2 separate regions of the Homo sapiens genome follow, and region 2 is linked to region 1. A link is an interaction called in ENCODE POLR2A ChIA-PET data of the cell type or tissue named here. Cell type or tissue: endothelial cell of umbilical vein. All regions are shown on one strand. Each heading gives the region's core, and the rest is flanking DNA. Links, peaks and the distances in the headings are about the cores only.

Evidence for each region. Peaks named below come from ENCODE experiments on the same cell type or tissue, not always from the same donor. Only the 100,000 strongest peaks of a DNase experiment are listed, where the experiment ranks them.
Region 2: POLR2A ChIA-PET joins it to region 1 with 9 read pairs; 2 of 35 experiments call an interaction of 5 or more read pairs at or near these places.

What each region holds. Positions count from the first base shown.
Region 1 is chr6:4,875,041-4,883,379 of GRCh38, reverse strand. All of the region lies in intron 1 of CDYL (chromodomain Y like), which reads right to left. Among named protein-coding and RNA genes, the nearest start is that of CDYL, 100 kb to the right of the region's middle. In endothelial cell of umbilical vein, for the core only: no CTCF peak of the experiment used is centred there; no DNase peak of the experiment used is centred there.
Region 2 is chr6:5,009,442-5,017,780 of GRCh38, reverse strand. All of the region lies in intron 1 of LYRM4-AS1 (LYRM4 antisense RNA 1), which reads right to left. It overlaps LOC124901248 (a long non-coding RNA gene), which reads left to right. Exons shown (of 3, transcript XR_007059422.1): 3 at 3,250-3,443. Among named protein-coding and RNA genes, the nearest start is that of RPP40, 9.6 kb to the right of the region's middle. In endothelial cell of umbilical vein, for the core only: no CTCF peak of the experiment used is centred there; a DNase peak (open chromatin) is centred at 4,950; H3K27ac peaks cover 309 bases.

The sequences.
Region 1 (8,339 bases), core at 89-8,088:
GAGGAATGGCAGATCTGAAAGCTTCACTTCAGTCCCTTGCAAAAATCTGGGAGAACCACACCAGGGCTTTTTCATCCCTGAGGAAGGCTCTAGGGGTGGTTCTGAATGACAAGGATCATTAATGTTCCCTGTCCCAGAATTTCCCAAGGTGTAATGCACTCCCCACTTCCCTAGGTACTAGCATTGTTGCTCTCCTTCCACCAGGACAAAATTGTATGTTTCCTATTTCGGGAGCTATTTTCACCTGTTTACCAATGATACCCTACTCATACCCAGCCCTTCTGTAAGCAAGGGCCAGATGCAAGAGGGACAAGGCAATTTTAGGTCGCTTACACAGATTGATTATGTCCTCCATTTTGACCAATGCGGGCCCCACAGTCATGGTAACATCTCATGGGTTATCACGTGGCTTTAATGGAAGGGCCAGGGGAGAATTTCCCAGAGCAGTGGAGTGGACGGCAAGAATGTACGTCAACTTGTTTGGGTTAAATTTCTCACTCTCCAGTGGGTCATCATCATTAGCATTGGAAACCTCATCTGGGGCAGTAAGAGCTGGAATACTAGTTGATGATCTTATTAGACACTAATATTTTCCCACAGGTGTTTGTCTATGTCAGGGTAATCTTCGACAGGGCTGCACATCCCTAAAGCTGCCAGGGTCCACTACAAAAATAATTAAGCCTTTTACTGTCATCTACCAGTGCATCTGAGGTTGGCAGGACCAGTGCTGGAAGAGCCAACCATGTGGCAACCTAGCTGTTAGCCTTCTGCCTTAACAAGTCCCACCCCTTCTTCTCCCAAAAGAACCAGCCAACATTCAGATGAAACAATTTGCCTGCTTTCCACCCCTGGTGGTTATCAATTTCTCTCCTTTAACTGTTTGAAAAGGGTCAGAACCATCTGCCCACCAAAGGGTGAAGACATCCTCCCACCCAGAGAAGAATTAGCAATAACCAGGGCATTGTTTGGGCAGCTGTGTTTAAAACTATCTCCCCAATTTCCCCTCATTAGCAGGCAGCAAAGTGAAGGACCATTTATCACTAGGATAACAATTTGGTCAACATGTCAGCTACAAATCCCATGGATTTTCCTAAAATCTCACCCATTGACCCATGAGACTCCCATCCTCCTCTTTGAGAAAAACCACAAGGAGGACAGAAGCTAACAAGTGAGCTTGCCACAATTTCAAGAACGCTCACAGACGACAAGAGACTCTTGAGTCATGGATCAATGTGAACTGGGAGCAAGCGCAGTACCCAGGGTACCAACATGTTCCTGCTCCGGTGTGCTGTGCCTCAGTCCCCAGAGGATGACACCTCTGCGTGCAATGGACGATGTCACAGGAGCAGAACCCTGAGCTTAAAAAGGCAAACTTTTATGATGGATAGTGAGCATGCCTGCTCCAGCCTCTGGCAGGAGAAATGACTTTTGTCTTCTCTATGAATGTCCTTGAAAAAGTAGTCTAGAAGAAACACAGCCAGTGCACTGCTTGCAAAAGGTGCAGAAATGCAGAAGACCTATGGAGAATTGTCTCCCAACAATTTCTGTCATGAGAAACACTAATGAAAATTATTTGGGCTGAAGCAAAATGGTACCGATGGAACCTCAGATATACAGGAAGAATGAGAACCAGAAATTGTGAATAAATATAAATACTCATTTTTTGTTTCTCTTAATTTTGTAAGACAGTGTAATAATGTTTAATGCAAAATCCCAAAAACACTATTGTGGGGTTTATCATATGTAGACAGAAAATATATAACAATAGCACAAATAAGAAAACTCAATTGAATTATACTGTTACAAGATTCTTCTGCTTTACATAAGGTGGTACAACAGATTTTTATCATGCATTTCAGAAGCATCTGATACCTTTATTTAAACCATGAAATGCCAGGTCTCTCCCACAGAATTTCTGAGGCCCGGGATGCAGCCTGGTAATTCATGTTTCAAACAAGTTCCCATTCGATGCTGAGCCTGAGTGATTACTCAGAAGCACTACTCTACAACGATCACTAAAAAAAAGGCAAAAACAGAAACCATAATAATATCAACAAGTATAACTAAAAGCCATTAGAGAATTATAACGAAATGTCAAATTTCAATAATATTATTAGCCAAAGAAAGTGGAAAAGAGGAACAGAGGAACAAAAACCAAAAAAAGAGAACTAGAAAAAAATAAAACACTAGACCCAAATCAAACCCTATCAACAATTATACTAAATGTAAGTGGACTGAGTGCTCCACTTAAAGGGCAGAAATCATCAAAATGGATTAAAAACACACACACACAGAACCCAAGTACATGCTATCTACAAATGATGCCACATAAAGACACAGATAAGTCAGAAATAAAAGAATGGTAAAAGAAAATGCTATGTAAATAATAATTTAAAAGATGGTGTTTCAAGAGAATGAGAAGACAAACCACAAACTGCAAGAAAATATTTGCAAAGGACTTATCTGACAAACGGCTGTTATCCAAAACAAAGGTATCTTAAAACTTAACAAGTGAAACTGATTTAAAAATGGGCAAAAGACATCTCCCCAAAGATGACATACTGATGGCAAATAAACATGAAAAGATGTGCCACAGAATATGTCACTAGGGAAATGCAATTAATACAACACTGAGATACCACTACACATCTATTGGAATGTCCAAAATCCAGAACATGACAGCAAATGCTGGTGAGGATGTGGAGCAATAGAAAGGCCCACTCCCTGTTGGATGGAAAGCAAATGGCACAGCCACTTCGGACAACAGTTTGGCAGTTTCTTACAAACTGAAACATACTCTTACCATATGATTCAGCAATCACGATCCCTAGTATTTACCCAAGAAAGATGAATGAAAACTTATAAAAACTTTCCAAACAAATATTTATATAGTAGCATTACTCATAATAGCCAAAACTTGTGAAGCCATCAAAATGTCGTTCAGTAGGTAAATGGATAGGTAAGTATATTGTGGTACACCCAGACAATAAAATACTATTCTGCACCAAAAAGAAATGAACTATCAAGCCACAAAAGGACACAGAGGAACCTTAAACATATTATTGCTAGGTAAAAGACGCCCATCTGAAAAGGCTACATACTATATGACTTAAACTATACAACATATTGTAAAAGGCAAAACTGTGGAGACAGTACAAAGCTCACTGGTTGCTAAGAGAGGGTAGGAGGAAACATAAAGGCAGAGCACAAAGGATTTCTAGGGCAGTGAGACTACTCTGCATGATACTAGATCCATGTTGTTATACATTTGTCTAACCCATAGAATGCATAACACCAAGAGTGAACCCTGATGTAAACTAAGGACTTGGGGTGATGACGTGTCAATGTAGATGCATCAAGTGTAACAGCTGTATCACTCTGGTGGGGAATGCTGATAATGAGGGAGGCTGTATGTGTGTAGGGGCGTGCGAGAGGGTATAGGGAAATCTCTATTTTTTCAGCCCAATTTTGCTGAGAATTTGAAACTACTCTTTAAAAAAATAGTCTATTAAAACCACAAGGCCAGGTGCAGTGGCTCATGCCTGTAATCCCAGTACTTTCGGAGGCCGAGGCGGGCAGATCATCTGAGGTCAGGAGTCCAAGACTAGCCTGGCCAACATGGTGAAACCCCACCTCTACTAAAAATACAAAAAATTAGCTGGGCATGATGGTGGGCTCCTGTAATCCCAGCTACCTGGGAGGCTGAGGCAGGGGAATTGCTTGAACCCGGGAGGCAGAGGTTGCAATGAGCCAAGATTGTGCCACTGCACTCCAGCCTGGGCAACAAGAGCGAAACTCTGTCTCAAAAAAAAAAAAAAAAAAAAAAACCCCACAAAAAAGAAATGGAAATATTATAACTACTCTTAGATATCAGGAGACTCTCATGAAACTAAATTTATTTTTTCTTAATGCTGGTGTTTACCGAAGTAAACTTCAAGAAAGCATTACAAGACATAAATAGGGACATTTCTTTATTATAAGGTCAATTTATTAAGATGCTATAACAACCCTAAACGTGTATTCACTTAATACAACAGCTTCAAAATATATGAAAGAAAACTGACAGAACTTAAGGGAGAAAGTAATCCACAAACTCAGTTGAAAATTTTAACATCCCTCTTTTAGTAACTGATAGATATATAATTCACTAAAGACTTCAACAGCACTCTTAATCACATTAAACTAAGTGATATTTACAAAATGTTATATCCAACTGTCGAATGTATCTTTAAATCACTTGAAATATTCACAATGATAGACCACTTGGTAAGCCATAAAATAAGTCTCAATAAAAATTTTAAAAGAGTGAATGGAATATCTTACAGGTTATGTTCTCTGACTGCAGGGGAGTTAGACACCAATAACAATATCATATCTAGAAATAAATAAGCAATTAGTAAATTTTTCTAAATAAACCATGAGTCAAAGAAGAAATCACACAAAAAATGTTAGAAAATACTGTGGGATCCAGCTAAAGCAATGTTCACAGGGAAATGGTGCCTTTAAATGTTCACCTTAGAAAAAAATAATTATCTAAATTTCTACTTGAAAAAAACAGAAAAATAAACTGCACCCAAACTAGTAGAAATAAGGAAATAATTAGGAACAGAAATAAATTAGAACAGCAATACAAATAACAATTAAAAAGCCAAAAGATGCTTCTTTGGAATATTATTTAAATTGATATAGCCCTAAGTCAAAACAGTCTGGAAATAAAACACACACTACCAATATCGAAATATAAGAGAATAACACTACAGATCCTACAGACATTAAAATAACAAAATATTATGAAAAACATTATACCAATAAATTCATCATCGTAAAAGTAGACATGTTCCTTGATAAATACAACTTGCCAAAACTGACACCAAGATGAAACAGAAGTATGAATATATACATATATGGCTATTTTACACATATAAAATTGTATATAATATACATTAACATATTAATTTATAATATATTAAAATGTTACACACACACAAATTTCTCCCAAACCTCTACACACACACACATCAAACCCCAGATGGCTTTGCTGGTGAATTCTATCAAACATTTGAGGAAAAAAAATACCAATTTTATAGAAATCATTTCAGAAAATGAGAGACTATTTCCTACTTTGCTTTATGAAGCCAACATAATCTTAAAAAAAGAGGTAGATAAAAACAGTAAATTATGGACCAATATCCCTCAAGAATACAGATGTAAAAATCCATATTAAAGTATTAACAATCTGACATCAAAGATATAACCAATTAAAATGTCATGATTAAATGTGGCATATCTCAGAAATGCAAGGTTTACAAAATCAATATAATCCACCATACTATGAGAATAGAAGAGAAAAGCCATATTTCAATAGATGCAATAAAATACTGCTGAGAAATTACAAGCCTAAATGAATGTAAAGACAGTCCATGTTTACAAATTAAAAGAGCAAATATTAATATAAAATTTCCCCCAAATGCATCTATAGATACAACACATTCCCAAAAATAATCCTGGCAAGCTTTTATGTGGAAACCAACAAGATGATTTTAACATTTACAAGGAAAGGCAACAAACTTGAAAGGCAATCCAAAGCAATCTTGAAAAAGAAGTACTAAGTAGGGCTCCTACAACCTATTTCAAGATATAACATCATAAAGCAACAGATTTCAAGGAAAAGCAGTACCTGTGTAAGTATCTACAAAGACATCAATGAAACAAGAGAGCACCAGAAATAGATTTTCATTTATGATTCTAAATTACACAACTGATTTTTGATTACAAAGATCCCCAAGAAATCTATTTGGTCAAGTTTTTTGGAAAAATGTAGCTGGGATACTGGATATCCATATGTTACCAAGTGAACCACAAACTACGATATACACAGAAGTTCATTCAAGATGCATTACAGGCCTAAGTATAAAAGCTAAAGCGATGACGTTTTTAGAGCAAACCAACGTCATCCTTGTGACTTTGGGGAAGGCAAAAGTTCCTCAGGTCACAAAAAAGCAATAACCAGGAAAGAAAGAAAATTGATTTAAAAAAAGATTTCATTAAAAAAATTTTAAACTTCTCATCAAAAACAATGTTGACGGGGACAGATTGTGAGGACAGAATAAATAAGAAAAAAAATGTTGAAAGATGTACAAACAAGCCATAGATGGGGAGATAATATCTATGAAACACCCACTCTCAGTACCAACTTCTGTCTTGGTCTATTTGGACCACTATAACAAAATACCTCAGACTGGGTAATTCATAAACAATAGAAATTTACTGCTCACAATTCTGGAGGCAGGGAATTCCAAGGTCAAGATGCCAGCAGATTCAGTGTCTGGCGAGGGCCCATTCCTCACAGATGGCACATTTTATGTGCCCTCACGTGGTGGAAGGGACAAAGAAGCTCTCTTGGGCCTCTTTATTAAGGGCACAGATCCCATGGTGGCGCCCTCATGGCCTAACCTCCTCCCAGTACCATGATGGCACTGCGTTAATCCCCAAGTGTCAAGATATGAATTTTGGCAGGACACAAACATTCAGAACACAGCATTCTACCTCTGGTCCCGCAAAATTTACGTCATTCCCACAAAATTCATGTCATTCCCACATGCAAAATATATTCATTTCATCCCAATAGCCCCTAGTCCCTAAGACCTATAAAAAGTTTCTAGAATAATGAAAAGACCAAGTATAATTAAAATGTTGGCAAAGATTTGAACATATACTCCCTAAAGTATATGAATGTGTAGTGAGCACATTAAAAAGTGCTGAATATTTTACTTATCAATTAAACATTTTTTGAAGTGATGAATATCACACCGTTCATGAGGGAAATGCAAATTAGAAGCACAATAAGTTACAACTACATGCCCATCAGAATGGCCAAAATGAAAAAAATATCAAAGGTAAGCAACTAGGACATTCATACATCGTTGGTAGGATTTTAAAATGGGACAGCCACTTTGGCAAAAGGTCTGACAGCATTTTATAAAACTAAATACATACCTACCCTGTGACCCAGCAATCCCCAACCTAATTACCCCAAAGGAATGAAAACACATGTCAGCAGAAAGACTTGTACAAAAATATTTATAGGAGCTCTGTTCCTAATGGCTCCAAACTAGAAACAGCACACGTTTTCAACAGGTGACTGACCAAACTGTGGTATAAATTATCAAAAAATACTTTGTAATATGATTCCATTTAAAAGAAAATTCTAGAACAAAAACTACTGTATAAACAACAACAACAAACAACAAGGGTGGGAGGGAAACTGACTGGGAAGGGACATGAATGAACTTTCTGGGGTGACTGACAGCTTTCCAGCTTGATAAGCTTTTAGGTTACCCAGGTATATGCATTTGTTTAGCTAAGCAACTGGTTGCAGTATTTAAGATCAGCACATTTCATTGTTAGGAAATTTTACATAAAAAGAAAAAAACTATGAACAAACTGGAATTCCAGTTAATGAAATGCTTGCTGAATAAGGTATTTTTAGGGGTATGTCTCCATTTACTTTAAAATGTTTCAAAAAATAAGATGGACTGATGGATGGATGCATAGTAAAACGACATTCTTTGTAGTGGGTTATAAACATTCACTGAATAACTTTTCAACTTAGTTGTATGTTTAAAATTTTCATAATTAAAAAAGGTGAGGGAAAAAGGAAAAAAATCAGTGTTCATTCTCAATTTAAAAATTCTCAGAAAATAAATACACAACCAACCAACCAGAAAAAGTGAATTCAGTAAAGTCACAGATATGATGTCAAATTTTTTAAATCAAATGTATGTTTATATAGTAGTTGTAAACTGAAAGTGAGGTTTTAAAATTTCCATTTACCATATAATAAAAAGCCAAAATATTAGAAATAAGTTTAACAAAAATGGCAAAACATGGCTGAGACAAATTAAAGAGTACCTATAAATTGGGCGACATGCCATATTTATAAGTTGACAAATAAAATATTGTTTGTCAATTTTTCCCAAATTGATACCCAGATACAATACAATCCCAATCACAAGTCCCAAAGGCTTTTTCATGGAAACTGACAAATTTCCATGAAACTCTTAACATTTATACAGCAAATGTATAAATAGAATAGCAAAAACAATCTCATCAGAGAAGAGCAAAGTTCTTCAGCTCTCACCATACCGAAATTCAAGTCTTACTACAGTGGCTAAAATTATAAAGAAAAACGTCAGTGCTGCTAGGATGCAGGACAACAGGGACTCTCCTGCGATGCCTGTCAGAGTCAAGAGTGGCACAACTCCCCTGGAAAACCATGTGGAGCTTCTTAAACACACACCTCCCTCAGCAATTCCACTCCTAGGTATTTTTGCCAAAAG
Region 2 (8,339 bases), core at 249-8,248, 130 kb before region 1:
AATGTTTTTGGAAACCAATGAGAACAAAGACACAATGTACCAGAATCTCTGGGACACATTTAAAGCAGTGTGTAGAGAGTAATTTATAGCACTAAATGCCCACAAGAGAAAGCAGGAAAGATCTAAAATCGACACCCTAACATCACAATTAAAAGAACTAGAGAAGTAACAGCAAACAAATTCAAAAGCTAGCAGAAGACAAGAAATAACTAAGGTTAGAGCAGAACTGAAGGAGATAGAGACATGAAAAATCCTTCAAAAAATTAAAGATTCTAGGAGCTGGTTTTTTGACCCATAGCTGCAACCTTTACATTTAGATACTGCAGTGGGCATAGTGAGTTCTCCATGAGTTCACAGTGCAATGTACATAGTGAGTTCTCTGCAAGTTCAAAGTGCAATGGACATAGTGAGTTCTCTGTGAGTTTACAGTGCAATGGACACAGTGAGTTCTTTGTGAGTTCACTGTGGAATATGCGCAGTGAATTCTCTGTGAGTTCATAGTGCAATGGACTTAGTGAGTTCTCTGGCTCATGGAAGGGAGGAATCTACTCCAAAGACTAGGGGCAAAACTATAAATGAAAACTGAGGCTGGGCGTGGTGGCTCATGCCTGTAATCCCAGCACTTTGGGAGGCCAAGGCAGGTGGATCACCTGAGGTCAGGAGTTCGAGACCAGCCTGGCCAACATGGTGAAACTCTGTCTCTACTAAAATTAGCTGGGCATGGTGATGGCCACCCATAATTCCAGCTACTTGGGAGGCTGAGGCAAGAAGAAGAATTGCTTGAACCCAGGAGGTGGAGGTTGTGTTGAGCCAAGGTTGGGCCACTGCACTCCAGCCTGGGTGACAGAGTGAGACCCTGTGTTGGGGAAAAAAATAATAGATGTCATACATAGTATATTCCCTGACCACAACAGGATGAAGTTAGAAATCAATAATAGAAGGAAAACTAAAAAAATTAAGCAATACATTCATAAACAACCACAGGTCAAAGAAGAAATCAAGGGAAATTAGAAAGTACTAGAGACCAGTGAAAATGAAGACAGCATACTAAAACTTATGAGACACTTTGAAAGCAATCCTAAGCGGGAAATTTATAGCTGTATTACATTAAAAAGGAAGAAAGATTTCAAATCAACAACCAAACTTTACAACTTAAGAAATGAGAAAAAGAACTACATCCAAAGTTAGAAGGAGGAAATAGTAAAGATTAGAGCAGAGATAAATAATGGAGAATAGAAAAACACAAGAAAATCAACAAACCCAAGAGTCAGTTCTTCAAGAAGATTAACAAAATTGACAAACCTTTAGTTTGACTAAGAAAAAAGGACAGAAGAAACAAGTTACTAAAATCAAAATTAAAGTGGGGACATGACTATCAATTCTAGAGAAATAAAAAGGATTATAAGGGTGCACTGTCAACAACTATATGCCAACAAACTGGACAACCTAGATAAAATGGGCAAATTCCTAGAGACACAAAATACTGAATTGCAAAGAAATACAAAATCTGAATAGATCCATCATTAAGGGGACTGAATCGGTAATCAAAAACCTCCTGACCAAAAACAAACAGCCCTGAACCCGTTGGCTTCACTGGTGAATTCTACCAAACCTTTAATGGAGAACACCGATCTTCTTCAAACTCTTTTAAAAAATTGAAGAGAGCACTTCCAAACCCAAGTGATGAGGCCAGGCAGCGTCATGCTGACACAAAAATCCTAACTCAGTATCTGAGAATAACAGCAGCATTTTTTAAAAAGTGGAATACATTCACTTATGGTGTCATCACATGGATTTTAAAATTCCAAGATATCTATTCATGTTCTCTCAGGCGACCACCCAGATATTTGCATTTTTGCCTCAGTTCGCTAAATGGCATGGTTTTGAGTTTTTATAATACATTTTTTTTTTCCCCAGCAAAGTCCTCCCCCAACAATGATGCTCACCAAGGCCATGGCACCTAGCACACTGTCCTGCACATAAAATGCCCTCAAAACCCATGGAATGGGGTTGATCCAGGAATAAAACAAGCAGTAGAGATCGGTTTGTGCAAAGATAGTAAGTAGGTACCACAAATAAGACGGAAAGCCTACAATTCAGCAGCAAACATTTTACATTTATTTGAGAAATTATTTGCAACTAGGTCATCAAAAGATACTGGTTTAAAGCAGTGGGTTTGCAGCCTTGACCACACAATATAATCACATGGAGAGCTTTAAACAACACTGCTGCCTGGGTCCCACTCCAGGGAATCCAATTTAACAGGTCTGTTGTAGTTTGGGTTTTGGGAATTTTAAAAGCTCCCCAGGTGATTTTAATGTGCAGCCATGGATATGGATCACTGGTTCAGGGTGAGAGATACATTAGCTGTGTGTGATTTTCATGTGTGCCCCATGGCAGTTCCTCAGTTTGGGGTCTTGGATACAGCTTTGCCCTGTTAAAATCAAAGGACTGCTTCAATACACAGTCAGCTGTTTGGCTAAACTGCAGCAGGTGGAAATGTCTTCTCAGCAGATCTATCTTTATGTTGCTTGCTTTTCAGAGTAAGAGGTTGTTTCAGGCACAGTTTGATTTAGCTTGCTTTGAAAATCATAAATAGCCTACAAATACCAAAAATGGATGAAAAGAATTTGCAAACATATGGAGTGCATTATATATGTTTTCAAATTTCCCCTATAATTAGAAATAAAAAATATATTGCTGGAGCCTTGATTCCTAAACTCAGCCCTCAGCTGTTTCCCTAAGTTATTTTAAGTTCTTCCAAGACAGTTCAGCTTTCTCTGGAGGGAATTATACCCAATGGGTATAAGTGAAGAGCCCTAGATGGGCATTTACGGAAGTGTCACTCTCCAGAATCTTGAAGGCCTAGGGGAGATGCATGAGTACTATGGTCTATACAGGTGTCTGGGCTTTGGAGTCAAGTATAGTTGATACTACTGAGTCACAGTCTAGTCACTTAGTAACTTCAAGGTTTTGAATTTGATCTGGAACTATTAGGTAAATCTCACCTGCAAGAAAAGGCATAATGATACTGATTGAAAAAATAATAGCAATTCTTCATACTTCCCTATCTATGCCCTTTGCAATGAGATTTTATAGCTGCTCCCATAAACAGACAGAATTTGTTTCCCCCAGTCTTGTATCTGGGTTGCCTTATTTACTCTGGCCAACAGAATGCAGAGAGTATGACAGTGTGCCAGTTTCAGGGTTAGGCTCAAAGATCTTGAATGCTTCTGTTTTTTCTTTCAGAACCCCGCCATCTCCATGAAAACAAGCCCATGTTAGCCTGCTGGAGGAAGAGATACCATAAGCAGGAGAACCAAGGTACCCCAGTTGACAGCCAGCTCACCCCCAGAAGCAGAGCTAAACATACACACATACACACACCACACACATAGAGCTGAGTTGAGACCAGAAGAATGGCCCAGCTGAGCCCAGCCTAAATTGCTAACCAGCTCAATTATGAGCTAATTAAGTTCTGGGATGGTTTGTTATGTAGCAATAGCTAACTCATACACACACCCATTGCAGATGGGACTCAATGACATGTTGATTACAAGTTACTGGTAAACAGCAGGCCCCCTCTATGTTCTGATTTCCTTTCCCTCTTACTAAAGTTGGATCTCTTGGGTTGTACAGAAATGCATATAGACATGTGTGTATGTGACTGGTGCTTCAGCTCACACATTTCCCCACTCCAAAGAGGAAACAGACAATCATAGCTTGGCCACTCAGGCCCCAAGGCCAAATTGCAAAATAAGAAATTTGCTTTTCCAGATGCAGTGGCTCATGCCTGTAATCCCAGCACTTTGGGAGGCCAAGGTGGATGATCACTTGAGTCCAGGAGTTCAAGACCAGCCTGGGAAACATAGCGAGACCCAGTCTCTACAAAAAGTACAAAAATTAGCCAGGTGTGGTGGCACACACCTGTAGTCCCAGCTACTCAGGAGGCTGATGTTGAAGGATCACTTGAACCTGGGGAGCAGAGGTTGCAGTGAACTGAGACTGCACCCCAGCCTGAGTGATAGAGTGAGACCCCGTCTCCAAGGCAATAACAACAATGACAAAGTTTGTTTTTAGTCTATTCCTCCCATATCTAAAGTCTGCAGGTCAAAGCTGTGAATAGATTGGAAGCCATGAGATTCCCTTCTCCTGGGAACCCATCGTCCTTTGATCACTTCCATTTTTCACAGATTCTCTTCTTCTGATGTGATTAGGTAATGAGGCCAAGATTAAATTTGAAGCTCTCAGAGACCACAGGATTTTTCTTTCCAAGGCTTACCAGCACTTTTAGTTTCTAACATCACAAATACTAATTGTGGCCCAGTGCAGTGACTCACACCTGTAATCCCGGCACTCTGGGAGGCTGAAGTGGGTGGACTGCTTGAGCCCAGGAGTTCAAGACCAGCCTGGGCAACATGGTGAAACCTCATCTCTACAAAAAATACAAAAATTAGCTGGGTATAGTGGTGTGTGCTTGTAGTCCCATGTACTTGAGAGGCTGAGGTGAGAGAATCACCTGAGCCTGGGAGTTAAGGTTGCAGTGAGCTGTGATCGTGCCACTGCACTCCAGCCTGGGCGACAGAGTGAGACCTTGTCTCAAAAAAAAAAGAAACACTAATTGCAGGACACAACTGGGACAAAGAACATGATGAATTGAACCTGAATTCTCACTGCACCTAATATTCACAAGCATGTACATTACTAAACAGTGACATATCTCCCAACAATTCCAGCAAGTTCCCAAGACTTGTCATCCACACCAGGTATTAGACTGAGAGGGTGCCCCTCTACTTGTAACTGGGATTAAAATGGGACTGGTTTGATGAATTCAGGGAGACAGAGGCTAAAATATTACGAACGGAGCAAAGCTTTATAGACACATTAAATAAAAACAGCTCTAGTGAAAGCAGTGCAATGGCCAAGGTTAGCTGACTCAAGGCAACTTCCTTTTTCTTTTCCAATAAACAACATTTTCAGGGAGAGAAGCCCAGGCTGGATGTAAGAATGCTTTGATGACTGCTCAGGAACATGACTGAATTCAAGATGAATAAAAGAGATAAAATCCACATTTTAATTGTAAACAAATGTGTCCCTGAAAAAAACTCAGATCCAAAAGTCTATGTATGTGTTAATCAAATGCAAGAAAATTTTACAGTGTGCGTCACTTATTATGTATTTCTTTTTCTCAACCCCTCCCGTTTTTCAAACATCTAAAGTTACTAAGTATGTACTTACTTTCTAGGGAGGAAAAAAACCCAAAAATAGAATACCTCCCATTGACTTCAGTGTGAACATTAATACTGGAAAATTAGATTTTCGTTTCCTATTTTGTCTGTATTGTTACCTTTTAAAAAGACAAAGATGCAGAGTTTTATATGTGAGATAGAACATTGTTTTTTTATTTTTAATTGTGGTAAACTACACATAAAATTTACCATCTTAACAATTTTTTTTTTGAGACAGGGTCTCCCTGTCACCTAGGCTGGAGTGCAGAGGCACAATCACGACTCACTTGACTTCCCTCACTTGGGAGGCTGAGGTGTGAGGATCGCTGGAGCCTTGACTTCCCAGGCTCCAGTGATCCTCCTACCTCAGCCTCCCAAGTAGCTGGGATCACAGGTGCGTGCAACCCATGCCCGGCTAATTTTTGTATTTTTTGTAGAGACGGGTTTTTGCCATGTTGCTCAGGCTGGTCTTGAACTCCTGAGCTCTAGCAATCCACCCTTCAGCCTTGCAAAGTGCTGGGATTACAGGTGTGAGCCACCAGACCCGGCCTCCATCTTAACTATTTTTAAGTGTACAGTTCATCAGTGTCAAGGGTGTTCACATAGTTGTACAACCAATCTCCAGAGCTTTTTCATCTTGAAAAACAGAAACTCTAGATCCATTCAAAAACTGCACTTTTTGGTAAAAACAAAACAAAACAAAACAAAACTCTGAATGTAAAATGCTTCATTTCTTCACTTATTAGTCAATAATTGCAGTGTTCGCATTCTATGCAGAATACCCTTCCAGGAACTAGGAACTGTGGAGAGATGGAAAAGAGATAACAAATGCACCTATGAGATGGAAGGTCCCCGGAAGGCAGGGACGGGGCGACCCTGTATCTCTGGTTCTCCCTAAAGTTCCGCACCTAGTGCTGTGGCCTTCCGTGTGCACATCCATGCCCCCCGTGTCCAGACTCCCTGCTTGAGCCTGAGCCCCGCCAGCCCCAGCTCCCGCCTGTGAGGGGATATCCAGGCTCCTGGGGCCCACGTCTCCAGGTGCTGGAATTTGGGGATTTATGGCGTGATGTTCTTCCCACATCCCTTTCATCCTTCCGCTCAGTGCCTGCACTGGCCAGTACCGGCCTTTCCTTGCCCACAGCTCTGCTTATTCTGCTCCAAGCAGCTCCCCTCCCTTCCTCCTTCCTCCTGCTGTGTCTCTTTTCAATATGTGTGTTCCCTTCCCTCAGTAGAATAACTCTTCTTCCACTCCCTGTCTCATTCACTGGGAACCAAAAATCCACTCCATGGCATAGCACTCCCAGTTTTGAAAAAAGTTGCTGAGATCGCGCCACTGCACTCCAGCCTGGCCAACAGAGTCAGACTCTGTCTCAAAAAAAAAACAAAAAAAACAAAAAAACAAGGTCACATTCTGGAACAAAAACCAGCGTCATCCACCTCTAGAGATGTTAGAAGTAATTGAAAGTCCTTTAGGATCTCCAAAAAAACTTTTCTTTCTCATTTCCTTCTGGCTCACGCCTATAATCCCAGCACTTTGGGAGGCCGAGACGGGCAGATCATGAGGTCAAGAGTTTGAGACCAGCCTGGCCAACACAGTGAAACCCCGTCTTTATTAAAAACACAAAAATCAGCCGGGTGTGGTGGCATGCACCTGCAGTCTCAGCTACTCAGGAGGCTGAGGTGGGAGAATCGCTTGAACCCGGGAGGCAGAGGTTGCAGTGAGCTGAGACCATACCATTGCACTCCAGCCTGGGTGACAGAGTAAGATGCCATCTCGAAAAAAAAAATTCCTTCTAATTAAACTATTTTCCTCAAGCACCAGTATTCAAGATAAAAAATTTTTTAAAACAATTATGATGGTAATAAAAGGAATAAAGTACTGACACAATGCTGCAACTTGAATGAACCTTGAAGATATTTTGCTATGTGAAAGAAGGCAGTCACAAAAGTCCACATAGTATATGATTCCTTTTATATGAAATGTCCAGAAAAGACAAATTTACAGAAAGTATATTAGTGGTTGCTTAGGGCTGGAGGAAGGGATAGGAGGGTGACAGCTAAAGGATACGGGGTTTACGCGTTGTGGCTCACGCCTGTAATCCCAGCACTTCACGGGGCCGAGGCGGGTGGTCCCTTGAGCTCAGGAGCTCGAGACCAGCGTGAGCAACATGGCGAAACCCCATCTCTACAAAAAAAAAAAAAAAAAAAAAAAATTAGCTGGGCAGAGTGGGGCGTACCTGTAGTCCCAGCTACTCAGGAGGCTGAGGCAGGATTGCTTGAGCCCAGGAGTTCAAGGCTGCAGTGAGCCAAGACTGCACTCTAGCCTGGGTGACAGAATGATACTCTGTCTCAAAAAAAAAAAAGTTATAAAACTGACTGTGGTGTTGGCTGCACATATCCGTGAATATATTAAAAACCACTGAATTGTACAGTCTAAATAAGCAAAATGTAAGGTCTGTTAACTATATCTCAAGACAGCTGTTCAAAAAATTTTTTAAATTATGAACTATTTTATATACACAAAATTGTATATGTATACATATATGATATAAAGAAAAATAAAATAAATACTCTGCACCTATCATCTGCCTAATAAATACAATTTCACCACCACCCACGAAGCCTTCTGCATGGCCTCTCCCAAATATAACCCTTTGCCTCCCCATCTAGGAGAACCATTCATCTAAAGTTTAAAAATTATTCCTGGCCAGGTTGGTGGCCCACAACTGTAGTCCCAGCTACTAGGGGTGGAGACGCTGAGGTGGAGGATCGCTTGAGCGCAGAAGGTGGAGGCTGCAGTGAGCTGAGACTGCACCACTGCACTCCAGCCTGGGTGACAGAGTGAGACACTACCTCAAAAAAAAAAAATTCCTTTGACTATCATTACAGTTTTACTATATATGTACATATGTCTAAACAATACAGTTTAACTTTGTAAGTTTTTAAACTTTTCTATAAATGTATCCGTTACACTTGCAAAATGCATTTTTCAGTCAACACTGTTTTTAAGAGCCTTCTGTGTTTTATTCAATTCTATGTATTGTTTACGAACCAACAATACTCTAAATTGAAGATACTGAAATCTACCTCACAAAGGATTCATGTGAGATA